Regions from separate parts of the Homo sapiens genome. Here region 2 is linked to region 1. The links are chromatin loops, found by intact Hi-C in ENCODE. Cell type or tissue: heart left ventricle. All regions are shown on one strand.

Region 1 (5,000 bases):
AATTACTAAATATAAACTACTCAAGGAGACTGCAAAGGCTTTATGGGTTCAGAAAGTGGATAAGAGAAATATGAAGGCCTCTGAAATCTTCAAAACGTTTTAAAACAAATTCCACTGAAAAACTCAAAAAATGAAGTATGCGGCTTACAAAAATAGAAAAATTAAAATACTTTAGTTCATTAAAACTCTGAAAAAATTCAAGTACAAATGACTTACTCTCATAAGTTCTTTTGCTTAAACTGATTTTCTGAAGCCCCAAAGGCATATAATCTGCTTTAATGAATTCATTTAATAAACTATTTTAAATTAGGTGCAATTGTTGTTTTAAAAATAAATGTTAAACATTTATTCAGCACAAAGTGGTCTATTCAAAAAAATTAAAAAATAGGCTAGGCGCGGTGGCTCACGCCTGTAATCCCAGCACTTTGGGAGGCTGAGGGGGGGGTGGATCACGAGGTCAGGAGTTCAAGACCAGCCTGACCAACACAGTGAAACCCTGCCTCTACTAAAAATACAAAAAAAATTTAGCTGGGCGTGGTGGCGTATGCCTGTAATCCCAGCTACTCAGGAGGCTGAGGCAGGAGAATCGCTTGAACCCAGGAGGCGGAGGTTGCAGTGAGCCAAGATCATGCCACTGCACTCCAGCCTGGGTGACTCTGTCCCAAAAAAAAAAAAAATCAAAAAATAATTCTTTGAATGTTTCTAAAAACAAATGATAATTTATTATGCAGTTTCAACAAATGTTGGCTTTTTTTTTTTTTAAACAAAGAATGGCTACTTCATAGGCAGAGCAGCCACTTTTGGCTAATTTTTAACATCCAAAGCTAATAAATAATCAAGAAGAAATAGAGAACATTAACAAAATAAATTATGTTCTATTTGGGAATACCTAATATCAGATACTAACAAGTACAGTGATAAGAATAAAAAAGATAATAATCACACATACCTTCTAGGTTAGTAGAAAAGTTAGGAAAAGATATTAAATTTAAAGAAACAATATTTTGCATGCACACAAAAAACAAAGAACTTCGCTCATGATGTGGAAATCATGACCCAGCAGCAATCCGTCTTCCTGGTCCAGATCACTGGAAGGCCCGGGTGGGGCCCCCTGGGGGCAGCCACGCAGAACCTGCTGGACTTAACTCGCCAGAAAAATCACCACCCAGTTCAGGAAGTTTGCAGAGGGAAACCTACAAATGGTCCACGGATATGACTTCCCTGCTCCTGGAGGGCTCCCTCTGGAAGAGGCTTGCAGCATTCCAGTCATAGAATGTGGGTGAGCACTACAGCGGGCAGCCTCCCACACCTGCTTGGCTGTAGGCCCAGGAAGCCCCCGGAGGCCCCTCTGGCTGAAGAGATCAGACTCAGCTTGGAGCCCTGGAGTTGATGCAGCAAGACCATGTTTAATGAACACCAAAGCTGGCGGTACAGATGAGGGCCTCAGGGGCTCAGGCGGGGGCCTGGAGGGCTGCGGTGGGCTGAGATGAGTGGCGACTTCCCTCCCATACCTCTCCCCGTGAGAGGGATTCACCCCATCCCCCTGCGAGCCTCTCAACAGTCCTGTGAGGAGGACAGCAGGGCATGGGGACTGGCCCCATTTCACAGCTGGGGAAACTGAGTTCCAGACGGGTTTGTCAGCTTGCCCAAAGCCACACAGGGTTCCCGGTCCTTCCTCCTGCACCACTGTGCGCCCAGTCAGAGGCTACATGAGCAGATGGTCAGGGGAGGCTAAAGCCCCATGGGAGGAGCAGGCAATGGTGTGGGGATGGAAAGTGGCACGGTGCAGGGGACTCCAAGTGGCACTGGCTGGAGGCCAGCAGGGACGGGGGTGGGGGCAGGACTGCTGGTACCTGCCTCTGTGACCCAGGCTTCCATGGTCCCAGAACAGCCACTTGGGCCTCTGTGTCTCCCTTCTCCCCTCCGTGGTGACCAGACCCTCAAGACGAGTTGAAGGAGGTCATGGGGCATGGAGGGAGGTCACAAGGCAGGGGGCTGCCCCCTATAGTGCCCAGAGGCAAGGCCTCCCCTGGCACCTACCTGCGTCTGGCCAGCGCAGGGCTCAGGCAGGGCAGGGGCCCAGGGGCCCAAAGGCTGTAAGGTGAGAGGCTCACAGAAAACCCTGACACGTGGCCAGCCACAGCACCACAAGAGGGACAGAGGGAGGACATGCATCCATGCAAGGTGGCCAAGGAGGTGCTGTGTGGCCAGGGCCAGGGGAGGGCACGGGGCCTGGTGCAGAGAAGCAGTTGGGGCTGCACTGAGATGAGCATGCCACAAAGAGGGGCTTGGGCGTGACCCTGGGCCCCAGGTCATTGCAATGACAAAGAGGTGAAATGGGCAGCTGCAGAGGCTACAGGAGCTCAAGGAGGCCTGGGCTGGAAGGGAGGGGAGCTGAGAAGCCCCCTGGGTCCAGGCTTCTCTGGGCAGACCCCTGGAAATGGAGCTTGCTGGTCTGGGTCGGTCCCTGAGGGCCTCTCCCGGGGCTACCTCTTCAGATGGGAACACGCAGGGAGGCCCAGCAAAAGCTTCAGGCTCTGCAGAAACACAAGGACATGTGACATCCCCCTCCAGCTCCCACCCTCCCTGGGGGTGGAGCCCAGCACAAATCCCACCCTCCTCCTCCCACCCAGCAGCTCCCAAACGCAGCCCAGGGGAGCCTCAGAGGCAGCCAAGAAGGGTTAATGTGAGAGGTGGCCCAGGAGGCCTGGGGAGGGAACTGGGGCAAACGCCCAGGACAGGGGGTGGGGTCCGCCAGGGGGCAGGCCCAAGGGTGCCAGTCTGTTCTCGGGATCTACGCTGGGATTCAGTCGCCAGCCAGCCAGGCTGCAGGGCCCTGCTCAGGAGGGCGCGATGCTATGCGGCACCAGCAGGGGGCACCACAGGCCCACCCTTAGCTGCACGTTCCCACTGCCGTTGTACTCCCACCCCAGGGGCTCAGGCTGCCTAGAGAGGCTCAGGGGCAGCAAGACCCAGACACTCCCAAGGCCTTGGGCTATGGAAGCCTCCACGGAGGAGGAAGGTACTTCCTATGCCAGCTCTGGGTGGGGCTGGGGGCACAGCAGGCCCTCCAGCTCTGACCCAGATGCAGGTGGACTGGGGAAGCCCAGCCCAAACCCCAGGTAGAGGCAGCAGCAGGTCCAGGCAACGCCAGGCTTGGCCATGGGGTCCTGCCGTCCCCCAACCCTGCCTACCACATGGGGGTTTCATCTGCTCTCTGCTGCCCGAGGCGGCAGCCCAGCCTCGGCCCACCGCCCCACCACGGCTCAGTCACCGTGGCACAGGCCGTCACTGGGTGTCAGGGTCCTGGAAGCCCCAGGCCTCCACGGCAGCAATGAGGAAGTTCTCGGAGCAGAGGGGCTGGTTGTTGAAGGTGTCGCAGTGGCTTGTGCGGCCCCGGTTCAGGTCCCCATCGATGTAGAGCGCCTGGCCGCCTCCTCCCCCTGCAGGATGCTCAGGTCAGTGGCGGCCTGACTGCCCTATCAGCACTGACCCAGGCACCTCACCTGCTGTCCCAGCTGTCCTGCCCTGCACGGGCCTCTCTGAAACCGCACAGACCGTTGACCCTCCATAGCCCCCAGGACCAGCTGTCCAGGCTGGTCTCTCCCTTCCAGCCCCCTCCCACCCATCATGCCTGGTCCACCCTGACACCCAGGGCCTCTTCTCTGCCACCCCGGTCAGGGAGGGCTGGGTGCAGCAGCTTCAGCTGCCCGGACCCCACACCCTCATCCCAGAGCCCCGTCTGCTGGCGCTCACCGACGATGAGGCAGTCGCTGCCCCCCGCCATGAACATGGACTCGGTCTTGGAGGGCAGGTTGAAGTGGCGAGCGGCCAGGAAGGGCGAGAGGCGGTCAGCGGGGTCTGAGGAGGCGGAGTGGCTGAGTGGGGCGGTGGGCTCGGCAGCCATCAAGGGTGGGGGCTTGGTCAGCTCGGGGTGCTTGATCACCACCCACTCGTAGCGCTGCACCTCAGGCTGCAGCTGGGGTGGAAGGGGAGTGTGAGGAGCTGGCGCGGGCGTTCGCAGGCCCCTCTGCCCCAGAGCCACAACCCGTTTCATCCCGTGAATCTGCACCCAGAGCCCAAGGTGGGTGCAGCCCGAGCCAGGGGCTGGGGAGCTGGTGGCTCGAGCAGATGAAGCCCCCTGCCCCGGAGCAGCGCACGGCTGAATGATCAAACCCGGAAGCACACAGGGCGATGACGCTGCTGGGTGACTGCCATGGCGACACCCAACAGTGTCCCCAGGGCAGGCGGGTGCTCCTGGAGGGATGCAGCTACAGGGTCTGCGTGGGGGTTTGGGGACACTTGGCCCCACTCACCCTAAACACAAAGCATTCTCCGGTCCCAAAGAAGCCCAGTTTGCCTCCAAACTTATTTCTCTCACTCCAGTCTGTGGACAGGTAAGCACCACACACCTGGGGGAAAGGTCTGGGTGAGGCTGTGCCCGCAGGCCCCCAGGAGCGTCCCTGTGCTCCAGACTACTGACGGGCCTGTCCCAGGTCACAGGTGGGGGTGCAGGCATTGCCGTCTCCCACCCCCACCCCAGGGCAGGAGTGGTGTGGGAAAGGCAGTGTTGCAGGTGTGTGCACCCTGCCCCTGGCTTGGGGCTGGCAATGAGGGTGGGCGGGGGCTGTGTTGGGGATAGTCTCATTTCCCCTTGTGGCCCTGAGTGTGGGATGAGCCCCATGTGCTGGCCATACCCACGCTCTGACTCTGGATCTGGCCCAGGAGGCCTAGGCCCTGAAGCCCATCAGAGCCAGCCCTGGAGCCCATCAGAGCCAGCCCTGGAGCCCATCAGAGCCAGCCCTGGCTCCAGGGCCCCTGCTCACCTCCTTCTGCGTGGTCTTGATGAGCAAGAGGGTAGGCTCATGTCCTTCACACTGGAAGTAGAACCTGGCGTAGAGACACGCATGCCAGCTGTCACCCTGCACACCCTCCCAGCCGCCTCCTGCAGCCTCCGCTGGCCCCAGCTGTCTTGGGGCGAAGACCTGGGAACTGTGCTT
Region 2 (5,000 bases), 500 kb after region 1:
CCCCCAGGCCCCCAAGTCCCCTACCCATAGCCATCTTCCCCTGGCCTCCATGTCCCCTACGTCCCCTACTCCCAGCCTGGCTGTGCTGGAACCATCAGGCGGGGGAGGGTCTTGCTGTTTGGCTCCTTAGTGGACCGTGCCTGACTCCACCCTGGCCACTGTGCTGCGGGGCGCAGCCTTGTCCAGCCCCCTCCTCACCCTCAGGGAGGGCGATGCTGGCCATGCCAGGCTGCACTGCTGTCCCACTGCCCGCTCCTGAGGTCTGGGCAGCCAGTCCTGGTCTCCCTGCCTGTCTGAGGATGGGCAGCCTCAGGCCCCCACTATCAGGTGGTATTTCTCACTCCGGCCCCAAACCTGCACGCCCTCCTGCTCCAGTGATTGTGGCCTTGGGCCCACCTTGCTCACAGCCATTGTTCTTTCACAAGCCTCTTCCTGTTCCTGAGCCCACCCAGTGTCTCCTTTCCCCTGTCTCGTTGCTCCGCTTAGGTGCCCTGCCTAGGTGACCCCTCCCAGCTGTTCAGGAGGGACGAATACTCTGGGTCTTGCTACCCCTGGTGCTCGGAGTACCTGCCTTAGCTGCTGTGCAGATGGATGCCCATCTAGACTCCATATGGGGCATGTAGCCCTCCCGTGCTGGCCCACCCTGGGTCCTTCATCTGGGTGCTGTCAGTGCACCTGGGATCCGCCCGGCCTGGCCCTGCCTCTGCCCAGCTCCCCGCAGCTCCTCCACCCCCAGCTGCTCCCTGGCCTCAGAGAGGCTGCCTTGACCGAGTCCGCCAGCCCCACCAGTGCCGTCCCACATAGGTTTCTTGGGACTTGCGATGTGCTAGCATCGCATGGAGCATGGGTGCCCCCAGGCGGCAAGGACAGAGGAGTGTATGTGCTCCTCAGCGGGGCCTGGCCCTGTGCCCGCACACGGGTGGCACTCGGGGGACGCACCAGTGGAGGTTGGCTGCGTGTTAGGGGTGCCTGGGATGCCCCTGTGCCCGCAGTCTGAGTCGCCGCCACCCACGGTGGATGAGGGCGTGCGGCTGAAAGGAGGGGTGCCAAAGTGGGGAGGTGGGGCTGGGGACGCCCCTGGCACGGGTTTCCTCTGGGGAAGGAAGTCGTTTCTCCTCGGAGTCTGATGGGCTTGGATGCTTTTTGGCAGCCTTGGGGCCTCCCTCACAGGCTGCTCGCCTGGCCACCTCACAGGCAGACACTGGCTTCCTCGCCCGCCTGCCTGCTGCTTCGGGAGCTGTGGTGGGGAAGTGGCCCTGTCTGGTTCCCGGGAGTCCAGGTACTCAGCTCCCCGAGGAGGCTCGCGCTCTGCGTCCCAGCAGCACCCTGAGTGGCTCCGCTCAGCTCCCCGAGGAGGCTCGTGCTCTGGGTCCCAGCAGCACCCTGAGTGGCTGCACAGATTGCGCCTGTGAGGGTCGGGCTGGAGAGGCGCCCTTGGGAGTGAGTGGAAGGTAGGGCTGGGTGCCAGCTGCCGCGAGGGCAGCTGCTGTGAAAAGAGGCCGCACAAGGCCCAGGGCCTTTCCCTGTGTTTGGGGTGTGCAGAGAGGCTGCTCCAGGGGAGGGGAGCCAGGGGACAGGTCAGGGTGGTGTGGCCCGCAGTGACTGGCAGCCTTTGTAATGGGGCTCTGGGTGGGGCTGCGACTCCCATCTGAAGACGTCGCGCGTGGGAGGCAGCTGTGATGAAGTGCCCATCTGAGCCCAGCATGTGACGGGGACGCAGAGGCGGCCGAGTTCATCCTGCCCAGCCTTGCCTGATGTGACCAGGGGAGGAAAGGCCTGGGCTGCTGCTCCTGCAGCCCGTACCGCCCACCCCGCCCCTGGTGGAAGCGGCTCCTGTCGGTGGGGTGGGGGCTGAGCTCTCCTGGCGCTCCTGACCCTCCTGGGGAGTCAGATTTAACCACCTGCTCTGGGGGACAGAGACACCCCAGGACCCCCTGAGCACGTGTGGGACTGGCTCTTCCTGCCAAGCCTCAGGTTTCCCAGCTTCACGGCCGTTCCAGCCCGACATTCTCTTTGGCTAAGGGGCTAAGGTAAACTTAACATGACCTTGGCATGACCCTTGCCCGGGTGAGGACGTCCCCCTGCCCTGGATGTGCGCTTGAGGCCTTGAGCTGCTCTAAGGGCCCAGAGCCGAGGCGAGTGACCAGTGCCAGGCTTGGGACAGTGATGGAGCCAGAAGGGGGCTTGACCAACCCAAGGGGTGGGTGGCACCAATCTCTGCTGGCATGGGGGCAGCGAGGGTCCTCCCCAGCAGAGCTTCGTGGAGAGCAGGGGTGCTGAGCTGAGCAGGGATGCCGGGGCCGTCTGTGGAGGGCACAGGGCAGACGGGCAAGTCCTCTGGCAGCCAGCTTTGCAGGTGCCAGAGACCCCTGGGAAGGGGCCCACGCAGAGGCTCTGCAGCGCCTGCTGAGGATGCACGGAGCTGAGGTGGTCGGCTTGAGCCTCGTGCCGTGAAGGCGCCATGGAAACGTGGGGGCGGGGGCGCCGGACAGGGTAGCCGGGCCTTGTCACCTGATGCATCCCCGGCTGGCGGCCATTGGTATTCCCTTAGCAGCTGCTTGGAACACGTTTCTTCTCTGTCCTGGAAAGCTCCGCAGAGCGACAGCTGCTCTGTTCCCCGCAGGGTGGAGCCACCGGGTGAGGGCCCCGGCCGGTGGGGCGTGGCTGCTTAGGGACTGGCCTTGCCGCCCCCTGGTGGAGAGGCCTGGCGTTGTGTCTCTGTCCTCTGCCCCTGACCCTAGGCAAGCGGGTTGGGGTGAGGAGGGGAGGCCTAGGCCAGGGTGCCAGGGGCCGCTGCCTGCTGGGGCCTCCTAGGAGGACCCTTTATGCCTCACTCCTTCTTAGAGGGTCTGTGAGGGCTCCCTTGCCTCTGAGCCTCCGTTGCATCCCAGGTGGGGGTCCCATCCCAGTCCTGCTCACCACCCCTCTGGTTTTTGGCTCTAGGTGGTCTTTGGGAAGAAGCTTCCTGCCTTTGCCACCATCCCCATCCACCAGCTGCAGCATGAGAAGAAATATGATATCTACTTTGCAGATGGAAAGGTGTACGCATTGTACAGGTGAGCAGGGCCTCTCCCTGGGTCCTGGCCTCCCTGTGGTTGTGGCCCTTCACGTCCCACTCTCCTCACAACCGGAGGCACTTCGGGGGCCACCTGGTGCACCAATGCTGGGGCCAGGCACCTGGGTTTCCATCCTGTGACTGGGGAGGCTTACCAGGCCCTCCTGGGGGTAGAGCTGGTGGTTGTGCTGGGGAAAGGCATGCCCAGGTGGTGCAGCACCTGCCTCGGGGGCACCTTGAGGGGCACACGAGGTGTGTGAGCCAGGCCCGTGGCCTGAAAATCCTATAAAGGGTACAGCTGTCCCAGGGCTGGTCTCTCAGAGGAGGGGCAGCTCATGGGCTCAGGGCTAGAGCCAGGCTTCTGACCCAGGCCATGTGCACAGCCATGGCCTTGCATCTGTCCTGGGTCACGGGCCTGGGGCCTGGTGAGTGGCCCTGCTCCCGGCGGTGACACTGAATGTCCTGGGGCCGTGGGCGGCTCTCGGTGTCTTCCTAGGCAGCTGCTGCAGCACGAGTGCCCGCGGTGCCCCGAGCTGCCACCTTTCAGCCTCTTCGGGGACCTGGAGCAGCACATGCGGAGGCAGCATGAGCTCTTCTGCTGCCGTCTGTGCCTCCAGCACCTCCAGGTGTGCCCCCCCAGCGACCCCGGAGAGAGCCTAGGCGGTGGGTGGTGCAAGGGATGTGGCCACACGGCTGGGAGGGGCTTGTCCACCTGCTGCTTCTGGCCCCGGATGGCCCCCTGAGGGTCAGGCTGCACGTGGCAGGGAGGCCTCTGGCTGCTGGCGGGGCCCTCTCCCGCCCCTTGCTGCTCCGCCACTGGCCTGTGGGAAGAGGCAGGAGGCTTGGGGTCCCCCAGCCTGTGCCCAGCCTCCTGTGCCTTGTAGATCTTCACATATGAGCGCAAGTGGTACTCGCGCAAGGACCTGGCCCGGCATCGCATGCAGGGTGACCCCGATGACACGTCGCACCGTGGGCACCCGCTCTGCAAGTTCTGTGACGAGCGCTACCTGGACAATGATGAGCTGCTTAAGCACCTGCGCCGCGACCACTACTTCTGCCACTTCTGCGACTCGGACGGGGCCCAGGACTACTACAGGTGGGCCGGGCAGCAGACAGACAGATGACCCTCCCTCCCCGAGGGCGTGGGGCTAACCGGGCTGCAGCCCTCCTACCGACACCCCATCTCCTGCCAGCGACTATGCCTACCTGCGTGAGCACTTCCGGGAGAAGCACTTTCTGTGTGAGGAAGGCCGCTGCAGCACGGAGCAGTTCACCCACGCCTTCCGCACCGAGATCGACCTCAAGGCCCACAGGACGGCCTGCCACAGTCGCAGCCGCGCCGAGGCACGCCAGAACCGCCACATCGACCTGCAGTTCAGCTACGCGCCACGGCACTCGCGCCGGAACGAGGGTGAGCAGGCACCTGGCCTGGATGCCCCCAGGTGGGGCCGCATGACCATGCCCTGCTCTGGAGCCTGAGATGAGACCGAGCTGTGGGTGCAGGAGCTGACCTCCCACCCTCCGGCCAGGCTGGAGCGCCCGAGCACCCCTTGTGTGCCAGGAGCTCTTGCTCCCTCAGGGTCTCGGGTCTGCTGCCCTGGGTGCCCGGGGCCCTTCCCTGGACCAGGAGGCTTTTACTGAGCATCTGCTGTATGCAGATCCCACCTGGGGCTCGGGGACCCTCCTCCTCTCCCTTCCCACTGCTCCTGTGGCTTGGCACCCAGGTCGTAGAGGCCCGTGGCTGGCGTGGACCCTGCGAGGCTCCTGTGCCACTCCCGGGCTCATGTGCACTGTGGGTAGGAAAGCCTCTGCCATCCAGGCCTGAGCATTGGCCGGGTGTGGCCTTGACGGCAGGCCTGTTCCTCCTATTGTCGTCCCGGGGTCCCGGGAAGTGACGGGCTGTCTGCTGGCCGCAGGGGTCGTTGGTGGCGAAGACTACGAGGAG

What was found. A loop is a pair of places that touch in the nucleus more often than their neighbours do. Peaks named below come from ENCODE experiments on the same cell type or tissue, not always from the same donor. Only the 100,000 strongest peaks of a DNase experiment are listed, where the experiment ranks them.
Region 2: a loop joins it to region 1, with 2.3 times the contacts of the local background. A loop is called at or near these places in 2 of 110 quality-filtered maps.

What each region holds. Positions count from the first base shown.
Region 1 is chr16:2,499,247-2,504,246 of GRCh38, reverse strand. It overlaps TBC1D24 (TBC1 domain family member 24), which reads right to left. Exons shown (of 8, transcript NM_001199107.2): 5 at 4,827-4,890; 6 at 4,317-4,412; 7 at 3,757-3,979; 8 at 1-3,443. The coding sequence ends at 3,289. Among named protein-coding and RNA genes, the nearest start is that of ATP6V0C, 12 kb to the left of the region's middle. RefSeq lists an enhancer at 3,336-4,153. In heart left ventricle, CTCF peaks have their summits at 1,103, 2,637 and 2,863 (motif pointing right); DNase peaks (open chromatin) are centred at 1,106, 2,856, 3,566, 3,826 and 2 weaker places; H3K4me3 peaks cover 687 bases.
Region 2 is chr16:2,001,672-2,006,671 of GRCh38, reverse strand. ZNF598 (zinc finger protein 598, E3 ubiquitin ligase) reads left to right here. Exons shown (of 14, transcript NM_178167.5): 4 at 2,944-3,056; 5 at 3,552-3,681; 6 at 3,940-4,151; 7 at 4,249-4,466; 8 at 4,972-5,000. Among named protein-coding and RNA genes, the nearest start is that of ZNF598, 5.6 kb to the left of the region's middle. RefSeq lists silencers at 770-1,064, 2,562-2,631. In heart left ventricle, a CTCF peak has its summit at 2,674 (motif pointing left); DNase peaks (open chromatin) are centred at 2,241, 2,651, 4,058, 4,486 and 1 weaker place; H3K4me3 peaks cover 498 bases; H3K27ac peaks cover 188 bases.